Regions from separate parts of the Mus musculus genome. Here region 2 is linked to region 1. A link is a contact called in ENCODE Hi-C or POLR2A ChIA-PET data. All regions are on one chromosome and are shown on one strand. Each heading gives the region's core, a stretch centred on a gene start or an enhancer-like site at or near the end of the contact. The rest is flanking DNA. Distances are from core to core; before and after follow the strand shown. Region 1 overlaps Dot1l (DOT1-like, histone H3 methyltransferase (S. cerevisiae)). Region 2 has its middle 8.4 kb from the start of Nfic.

Region 1 (5,158 bases), core at 2,536-5,035:
TCCTCCAGTGGTAGCGCACGCCTTTAATGCCGGCACTTGGGAGGCATTGGATTTCTGAGTTTGAGGCCCGTCTGGTCTACAGAGTGAGTTCCAGGACAGCCAGCGCTACAAAGAGAAACCCTGTCTCCAAAAACAAACAAACAAACAAACAATTCTCCTCCTAGCTGCCTGAAGACTGTCCGTTCCTGGCTTCCTTTGGATGAAGATGTAGAACTCTCAGCTCCTCCTGCAACATGCCTACCTTGACGCTGACATGCTTCCTGCCTTGATGACAATGGACTGAACCTCTGAACCTGTAAGCCAGCCCCAGTTAAATGCAGTCCTTATAAAACCATGGTGTCTTAGTAAGGAGACAGCAATGAAGCCCTAACTAAGATAGTTTGCCTTAGGGAAGAAGGGCTCTGCCCCCTGGGCTTGTGAACATGGACACTGCCAGCCACAAATGTGACAGACAGTATCAAACAGGCCTCAAACTTCCTGCTTCAGGAACCATAGTACAGCTGGTTTAGCTGGTGTATCCTACAGTAAGGTGGCAAGGCGATGGCATGATCAGCGTCCAGTGGGCTGCACAGAGCTGTACAAATATCTTAACTCAAGGACTCACACAACCACCCACCCAGCTTCTCTTAGATAGCCATGTCCTTCACAGACCCCCAACAAGTTCCAGTGCCAGAGACTCCTGTGCTTTCTGGAATGTTCACAACCTGCATGCATAGTGGCGGAGCTCTGCTGCCTGCATCCAGCTCGTCAACTGAGGCAGGCAGGCAGACAGGCAGGCAGACAGATAGGCAGAGCTTTATGCAGCTCTGCTATGAGCAGGATGCCCCTAAAGCAGAGCTTCAGGTTATGAGCCAGCTGCAGGGCAGAGGAAGGCAGCCTCAGTTTAGGGAGGTGCTGCCTGCCTGCACCTTTGTGGCAGCACACAGGGACAAGCACAGATGCAAAGATCTGTCTGTGTAGAAGCAATGACCCCAAGAAGTTACTTGAGGAAGCCAGTCAATGCCATCTGGGTCTTGATGTCCTGCCACTTGACTTCCCTGCCTCACCATGTGTAGTGGCTATCTATTCCTGGTTGTCAACTTGACTATATCTGGAATGAACTACAATCCAGAATTGGAAGGCTCACCAGTGATCCTAATCTGGAGGCTGGGAGATACAAGTTTCTGACCTGGATCTTGGTATGAAGATCTTGAGGCATAGTGGCTATGGATTCCAGATTAAGACAGGGAGACCTCCGAGTTCAAGGTCATCTGGGATTAAAGGTGTGATGGCACACACCTTTAATCTGGGCTACACCTTCTGCTGGAGACTACATAAGGACATTGGAAGAAGAAAGGCTCTTTCTCCTTTGCCTGCTTGCCCTGTGGGACTGAGCAACTGCTAGATCCTTGGACTTCCATTCACAGCTGCTGCTGACCATTGTTGGGAGTTGGACTGCAGACTGTAAGTCATCAATAAATTCCTTTACTATATAGAGTATAATAAACTACCCATAAGTTCTGTGACTCTAGAGAACCCTGACTAATACACCATGCCAACTGCCCTCCCTACCACTCTTTCACAAACTGCAGGAGGTCCTAGTGCTTGGCTGCCCTGGGAGGCCTAGGAGTCAACACCATGCAAATCCAGTGGGAGTGACCAGCCTTGCAAGTGGGGAGCCACTTACCAGCTGGTGGATGCTGTCGATGGCCCGGTTGTATTTGTCACACAGCCGCTGCATGCTTTCAAAACTGAAAAAGGAAGGAGAGAGTGTGTGTGTGTGTGTGAGTGAGTATGTGTGTGTTATTGGAGGCCACCGGGCTCCAGAACACCAACATGTCTGGCCAGCTCTGTGCTCAGACGGTCCCTGGACACAGGAACAAGGCCAAGGCAGTTTGGGTAACTCTACTTCACATGTCAATTCCACAGTCAGACTGTCACTTAGATGAGGAACTTTAAGAGCATGTCATAACTATGACCTAGGCGAGGGCTGGGGAGATAGTTTCAGCAGCTAGTGTGCTTGTTTCTAACTAAGTATGAGGTCCTGGGTTTGAGTCCTGAGAACCTACCAAAAGCAGGGCAGAATGAGGTCCTGAGTTCTCCATCCTTCTAAGGAAGAAGGGGGCAGGGTTGGCATGTGCAGCATTCAAAATTAAGAAGTCATCTCAAATGAGGTAGAAGGTAGAGAGACTAGGCTCTCCTCTCTAAGCTGTAAGGAGCATGTGAGACAACAGGATGGGGCACTGGCCCACACTGACAACTCCAGCTCTCAGGAGGTGGAAAGATGCAGAGATGGACAATGTTACAAGTTCAAGCCAGCCAGGGCTATACAGTGAAACCTGTCTCCAAAAAAGAAAACGAAGTTGGAACATGTGAGACAGCCTAGTATAGCAATGACAGCAATGGCTACCTCTGCAAGAGTATTCAGGTTCTGTTCCCAGCACCCACAAAGAGGCTCACAACCAGCTATAGCTTCAGCTCCAGGGGATTCTTCTGGCCCCTGTGGGTACTGCCTGCATATGTTGTAGAGACAAACAAATGGGCAAACGTTCACACTCAAAGTAAAAATAAATGGAGCCGTTTAAAAAGGAGGCAAGCAGGCATAGTGCCTTGGATTGCTTGGGCAGTGGAGGCCCTGCCAATTTCTGGACTCCAGGCCACCATCAGCCAGGACCAGGTGCAGGGGTATCTGGCTTTTGGACAGGCCTGGGGCAGGACCCCTTAATTTCTTGGTTTCTTTGAGAAGACCCCTGTGTACTTTGACCGCCAAGTAGCAGAAGCACAGTTCTAGGGATGAGAGTGCTACTCCACACCCCCTATGTTCAGGGATACCCTAAATGCCCAGGAGGAGACTAATGCTGGGGACAGGATGCTCTGGAACACTAAGACACACAGACAGCTTCCTCCCCATGTGAGGGAGTCACACAATGCCACTTGATGCCCCAGCACTCTGGTGTGTTACAGTATGAACCTGGACTGGCCCCAATCATGTGTCTTACACCTTTCTTTCTCTCTTTTTTTTTTTTTTAAAGATTTATTTATTTATTATATGTAAGTATACTGTAGCTGTCTTCAGACACTCCAGAAGAGGGTGTCAGATCTTGTTACAGATGGTTGTGAGCCACCATGTGGTTGCTGGGATTTGAACTCCGGACCTTCAGAAGAGCAGTCGGGTGCTCTTACCCACTGAGCCATCTCACCAGCCCACCTTTCTTTCTCTTAAAAGGAACCCAGGACAGCTGCAGCCACAGAACAGAGCATGGCATCCCTGAACCGGGAAAAGCCAAAGCAGGGCGAGGTGTTGGCACACACAACTACAGTCCCAGCTACTTGGAATTTGGGTCATGCGAGCCCCAGGAGTTTGAGGTCACACCAGGTAAGGTAAGAAAGCCTACTCGACGACCAGAGGGGTGGAGGGTCCCACTGCAGGGTTCTGGGTGGGTTCCTCACATGAAAAAAGTCGTTTCCTGGGGTCCAGGAGCTTCACAGAGGAAGTGAGATAGAGGGCTGAAGTTAATTCCAACTCTATAAGGACACAGGCTCCTGCCTTGGGTCAGCAGTGAGCTCGAGTCCACTTACACCCAGTTGCTAGTCAGAGGGCAAGGGGCCCAGCCAGTGGACTGTAGGACTGTCCTGTCCCAGTGTCACTAAGGCTGGCAGGAATCCTTTCTAATAATCAGGTCATAGGTCAAGCAAAGCTTTTTTAGGCAGGCTCTGAGCAGGAGGTAGAGCCTGGGCTATTCTTTCTCAAAGAAAAACAAACCTGGCTCCAGGCAGCATTCCAGGGATGCCTTTGCTTCTCCGCCCACTCTGCACAGAAGGCCTACCTAGGTGGGGGCAAGGATTGGCCTCACCCAGCACCTATGGTGGCAAGGTGGAGGCCCATCAACATAGCGCTGGCAGGACCTGCTGTTAAAACGGCCAGTAGCTCTCTCACCAGCCCTGGTAATTTCCCACATATCAATTCAATGTGTACAGTGTAGGAGTTCCCAGTGATTGCCTCACTCCTCCAGCCAGATACACTCTTCTACCAAAAGAGCTTCCCGAAGGAAGCGTAGCAAGGGTGTAGGCAGCGGGGTAGGTGCAGCCCACAGCCTGCTCCATCCCTTCCTGCTCACCTTTTGGTGTCGTAGTCGATCAGGACATAGTTCTCCATGGCCAGCTTGAGATCTGGGATTTCCTCGCAGACCCACCTGAAATGGAACACAGAGGTGTTGCTGGCCTCAGCACGACGCTCTCTGGAGTGTGTGTGTGTGTGTGTGTGTGTGTGTGTGTGTGTGTGTGTGAATGTTACTGTGCAAGTTCATGAGGAGCTATTGAGAAATCACAGATTTTGAGGCCAAGGTCAGTGTTGGCACTTGGAAAAGAAATAAATTCATATATTATGGTAAAAAGCAAAATATTAGACAGGCTCAGTGGTACAAGCCAGCCAATCCAGCACATTGGGTGGGGCTGAGGCATAAAAATTTCTAATTCAAGGCCAGTCTGGGCTACATAATGGGACCTTTCCCCAAGATGGGGAGGGAGCTGGCAAGATGGCTCAGTGGGTAAAAGCAACTGTGGCACAGAACCAACAACCCAAGTTCAATCCTGTAGCCTACACAAGGAGGAGAAGCAATTTCACAAAGCTGCCCTCTGCCCCCACCATATGCTGTGGCATGTGTGTACCTGACAAATCAACCACACACAAACATAATTAAAAAAAAAAAAAAAAAAAACTCTGGGGGAGGGACCAGCTTGGGATATAACACCCCGCCCCACCCCGCCCCCAGACAGGATTTTTCTACACAGCCTTGACTGTCCTGAACTCACTATGTATACCAAGGGGCAAACCAGGCTGGCCTCAAAACTATAGTGATGCTCCTGCCTCTGCCTCACAAGTTCTGCTGGGTTCCACTCCAGCCAGATACACTCTTCCACCAAAAGAGCTTCCTGGAGGCTTAGACAGTTGGCAAGGGTGTGGGTGGGCCTTCTTAGGTTAGGTATGTATGTACTTGTAGATGCACAAGATGGGGTGACATGTGTACCATAGCACACATAAGAGATCAAAGGAAATCTGTAGCCAGTCCCCTCCTTCCATCTTCATTCACATGGCTTCCAGAGATGTACTCAGGTCCCCAGGCTAGCACTATACCCAACTTAACTGGCCTCTTTACGGCCCCGGCTGGCTTGTAAGTCC
Region 2 (5,026 bases), core at 1,177-3,676, 670 kb before region 1:
TGTGGGAGTTTATGTCTATAGGTATCTATGGTTGACTGTAGATTACCACGGGTGGCTGTAGGTGACTCTGGGCAACTGTAAGTGATTGTAGGTGTCTGTAGGAATCTCTAGATGTCTGTAGAAATCTCTATATGTGTTTCAGAGTCTGCAGGTGTCTATAATGACTTTATGAGTCTGTGATTGTCTGTAGGAATGTATAGTTACTGTAGCAATCTGTGGGTGTCTTAGCGGTCTGTGGGAATCTGAATGGGGTATAGGTGCAATATATGGGTGTAGGTGTCTGTAGGAGTCTTTAGATGTCTGTAGGAATCTGTGGGTATCTGTATGTTTCTGCAGGTGTCTGTAGGAGTTTTAAGTGTATATATGGCCAGGCGTGGTGGCACACGCCTTTAATCCCAGCACTCGGAGGCAGAGGCAGGTGGATTTCTGAGTTTGAGGCCAGCCTGGTCTACAGAGTGAGTTTCAGGACAGCCAGAGCTACACAGAGAAACCCTGTCTCAAAAAACCAAAAAAAAAAATTGTATATATGTATCTGTAGGGGGTCTATAGATTTCTATAAGTGTTTGTAAGTGTCTGTAGTAGCTTTTAAGTTTCTATAGGAATCTACATATGCCTGTAGAATTTGTATGTGACTAATGGTGTCTGTGGGTGACAGTATATATATCTGTAGGTGACTGCGAGTGATTTTTAGGTGACAGTAGGGGGCTTCAGGTAGTGTTTTAATTCACATGCATAGTTTTTACTGGGATTAACTTTTTTCTGCAATTCTAGGCCTAAATCTGAGTTCTCTCTCATATTAGATGTGAACTCCACCATGCTTCCAGCCCCTCACTGGAGAATTCTAGGCAGGGGCTCCACCCCTGACCAGGCCCCAGCCCCTCACTGAGGGAGTCTAAGTGGGGCTTTACCCCTTAATTATGCTTCCAGTTCTTTTTCTTTTTCCAAGCTAGTTTAGAATTGGTAACCATCCTTCCTCAACCTCCCAAATGACTGAGGCAACAGTCCGTCCTGAAGCCTACTTGTTGCTGAGTGTCAGAAAACTCTCCTAAGGAGATGGCAGGAGCAGTGAGAGTTGCCTCCATGCCTTAGAGCACTTCCTCTTCCAAAGGATCTGTGTGTTCAAGTCCCAGCATCCACATGACGGCTCACCATCATCTTAACCTCAGTTCCAGGGGTCCAACACCCTCTCCTGGCCTCTGCATGCATGTAGTGCAAACATGACTGTAGAGGAAACAGTTGTAAGCATTTAATAACATTGAGGGGGATTTTCTTTTTTCTTTTTTTCTCTTTTCTAAAATATAGAGGCCGGCCATGGCCACATGGAGAGAGGGGGAGGAAAGGGAATGGGGAAGGGGAGAGCCCAAGAGGGCAAGAGAGAAGCAAGAGAGCAAGAAAACAAGAGAGGCAAGAATGAAGCAAGAGTAAGAGGCGGGGGCAGATTTTCAAGACAGGATTTTTCTGTATAGCCCCAGGTGTCCTGAAATTCACTCTATAGATGAAGCTAGCCTTGAACACAAGAGATTTACCTGCCTCTGCCTCCGCCTCTGCCTCCGCCTCTGCCTCCTGAGTTCTGGGTTTAAAAGCATGGTCCAATACCACCAGGCAACATTTTTAAAGGGAAGGATAGTTGTGGGCCAAATGGTCTCCACAACAATCATACATGGGCTCTTGCAGAGAGGAGGCATCCATATATAGAACCAGTGGGTGTGGCCATTTACCAACAAAACTTTATTAATAAACTGAGTGTCCATGATCTAGGAGTAGAATTTCATCTTCTCTGGTAAACCTTAGTTTCTGCTTGTAAGGTCTCATTGAGTTTGGTCCCACTGCCCCCTTCAAGGGTTACCTGTGTCTTCACTGTCCTTTGCCAATGGACGCACACATATAGCACTCCTTGGCAGCAACAAGGAGACAGTTGTGTAACCAAAACCCTGGGTATTGTGGTCTCGCCCAGCAGACATAATTGTCAGCCCTCTAGCTGGAGTATACCCTGGGGACTATAGTTTTACACATGGTCCCCCACACTCTACCCTCGCACACTCAAGGATTTCTCAGTCACACAGGTAACTGAGTGGGATGGCATTCGCCTGCATTGCAGCAGTTGAGGTCCCTGTGGCCACAAACCTACATTTGGGTTTCTAATCCCAATTCAAGCTTCTGGGTTGTGCTATTATTTAGTGCCAACTACATATCGTATATGCAATCATTTAGCGCCTACCTTATACTAGGTTCTTTGAATTCATTACCTACATGCCCACCTCTTGCAAATCCATTTCTCAAGGACTTCAGTCTTGGGTTGATTCAAAGTCCCCAAAGTTTGTTCCGAAGGCCCTGCATGCTAACAAGCCAGCTGAAACAGTTCCCAGAGCACCCTGCTCTTGTGCCCAGCCTTCCTACCTGGCACCTGGCCAGCTGGACTCAGCCTTCTGCACAAATATCCACTGCCAAAGATGGAGGAGGGCAGGCTGGCAGAGCGGAGGAGGGGCCAGGGATCTGCCCCCTTTCCCAGCCTAGGAAATCCCAAGCTAATCTGCCTCTGGGACAAGCTGGGTTTCTGGCATTGCAGAAACCCATCCCTGCCCTTGTTTGTTTCCAGCTCTAGAACAGCGCTAGCAGCCTGCCACTTTTTAATCGTCCCTTAAAGGGCTATAGGGTTAGAACACTCCCCGCCAGGCCTCTAGAGGACAGGGGGCTTCCGTCCACCCTCAGTGCTCTGGCCATTCCACTGTTCCAAGCAAGGCATCAGGAGCCCCGTCTGAGCCTCAGTTTGCCCTGAAAGAGGAAGCATGTTTGATAGTCCTGAGGTCCAGCCTCCTCGAAGTGTGATTATTTAGGTGACTATTTATCACCAACTGCATCCCTGATGAGATGATCACATAGCTGGGGCCACCTATGTGCCTGACTCGCAATTATTCAGTGGCAATTGCATGTCAGGCTTGTCCAAACAAGGCAGATGAAAAAGCCACACGGTGAGAATTCACTTAACCCCAGGACGTGATAACGCCCAGCCCCACCCCGTGGTAGGGCACCTGGGTGGAAGTGAGCCTCGGGCCATGTGTGACACATGACAGCCAGGTGCAGGATCACCCATAAACCTTCAAGCCCATTGGTAGAGGGCCAGAAGTAATAGCTGGTACAAAGTTGTACCAGTACCATAGTACAGATGGGAACAGACATAAAGTTCTAGGACTGTCACACTAAGGGCATCTGGGTGCTTCTATGTCCTGAGGACCCTGTGGGAGCCCTCAAGAGCCACATCTCCTCCCCTCCCGTTCAGGAAGCTGGAGATGACGCCCACTGCTTCTGACATCCGTGTTTGGCGTCCCCCGTAGGAGATGGCAACAACTCAGTGAAACCAAGCTGCTCAGCCCAGCTGCACAGGAAGCTGAGGCAGGAAGATCATGAGTTCAAGGCCAGCCTGAGCCTGTAAGAGACACAGGCCTCAAAATTAAAAAAAGACAGCTGGGGGAGTGGTCAGAGGTGGAGCCCCACCTAGAATCTTCCAGTGAGGGGTTGGGGGCGTGGTAAGGGTGGAGCCATTGGCTGAAATCCCTCATTGTGGGGGCTGAGGGTACAGCCTTTCAGATGTCAGGGATTAAATGTCCCACTGTCCAGCCGGACAAACTGAGACTTATGTCCCAAAGCCACTCACAGACAGAGCTGGGCCTTGAGCCTGCATGTGGTGTCGCCTGTCCCTCACCCCTCAGTTCAGTCTGATGCAGGGTGGTCCCCAGAGGTGGAGCATTAACGTCCACATTCCCCCAGGAGCCTCAGGTCTTCCTCTGTGGTAGCCATGGTGTCTTCTACCATTGCCTTAGGCACACCAGTGCTGGAGATCAGAGTGTCAGCTTCCGCCCTGCGGGGCAGCGCCCTCCTCCCTCAACTTCCTGTCCTTACCCTGATGCCAGTACCCAGCCTGCCTTCCCCCAGCTTCAGTATACACACACACACACACACACACACACACACACACACACACACACACAGACACGCGTGCGCGCGCGTGCACTGGTGTCCTGTGTCCAGCGGTCTCTACCCTGCACTGACCAAGGAACCAGAACCAGGATCCCTGTGTCATCTGCCAGGACCACCAGATGATAGGACAGCTGCTCTTATACATGGAAATACTGAGGCACAGAGCCCGGCCTGCAGGTGGCAGAGCGACCGACCGACTGCAGCTGGGGTCACGGGAGTGAAAGCCCTGTAGCATTCCAACTGTCATGGCAGCACCGGCCTAGAAAGCTCCTGCACCTTCTGCCTCAGTTTCTCCCTGGGGTAAGAGTCGGGGCTCCTCGGCCATGTTGGGCAGCCCAGTCCCCAGCGTGTGCGGGCAGCTTTCGGTTCCGGGAGGCTCTGTGCCCACGCCCCTGAGTGTGTGCCAGGCCCTCCGGGCAGCCATGCCAGAAAGATGCGCTTGGCCTCAGCTCAGCTGCTCCTCAGCTGGAGAGAAAGGTGTAGAGATAAGAAAAGAATCAATTTCTCTCCCGCTTCAGGCACTCCCAAAGCTGGAAGTTCTACTAGCTGTCCAACTGAGTCTCTTGTTTGGCTTCTTCCAGTTTCCCAAGTGTTTTTTTTTTCCCAGAAAAGGGGTGTGGGGAGTCTCACAAAGGAGGTCCAAGAGGCCTCGCCTCCTCGTCCCCTGGTAGGTATGGGGTCTTCCCAGTCTCCATGTGCAAGCCAGAGTGATCAAGCTTGCCTAAAGCAGTCTGAGCACTGGAGTACACCCAGCCTCAGTTTCCCTATCTAAGAAAGGGAGGCAGTGGTGCTGGGGAATTGATTGATCACCCCTTCCCACCCACAGCGCAAAGTGCGCCCGAGCTCCCGCCTAGGGAGGCTCGGAGACCAAAAGAGTGAATCCCGGGGTCACACTGTAGAACCAAGCGCAGGTGAGGGCAGCGCCAAAATTAAACATGGAATCCGTGGCGTCAGGGGCAGCTGCCAGCAACGGCCAATCAGACACGCTGGAGCTGCACTCTGACCAATCAGAAGCCTTGTCAGAAGGCCCTCAGCCAATACACTATTCTGA

Evidence for each region. A loop is a pair of places that touch in the nucleus more often than their neighbours do. ChIA-PET counts read pairs that join two places held with the same protein, here RNA polymerase II (POLR2A).
Region 2: a loop to region 1 is called in a map of T-helper 2 cell, with 8 times the contacts of the local background. The contact joins two enhancer-like sites. A Hi-C loop is called at or near these places in 1 of 37 maps with a recorded cell type or tissue (T-helper 2 cell). POLR2A ChIA-PET finds 5 or more read pairs at or near these places in 1 of 5 experiments (Patski).

Annotation. Positions count from the first base shown.
Region 1 is chr10:80,765,177-80,770,334 of GRCm38, reverse strand. Dot1l (DOT1-like, histone H3 methyltransferase (S. cerevisiae)) reads right to left here. Exons shown (of 28, transcript NM_199322.2): 3 at 4,098-4,172; 4 at 1,667-1,730. Among named protein-coding and RNA genes, the nearest start is that of Dot1l, 13 kb to the right of the region's middle. Within about 2 kb of position 3,785, at least 1 of the 3 ENCODE cell types and tissues checked has a DNase peak (open chromatin) inside an H3K27ac peak, as active enhancers do.
Region 2 is chr10:81,433,041-81,438,066 of GRCm38, reverse strand. No RefSeq gene overlaps it. Among named protein-coding and RNA genes, the nearest start is that of Nfic, 8.4 kb to the right of the region's middle. Within about 2 kb of position 2,426, at least 1 of the 3 ENCODE cell types and tissues checked has a DNase peak (open chromatin) inside an H3K27ac peak, as active enhancers do.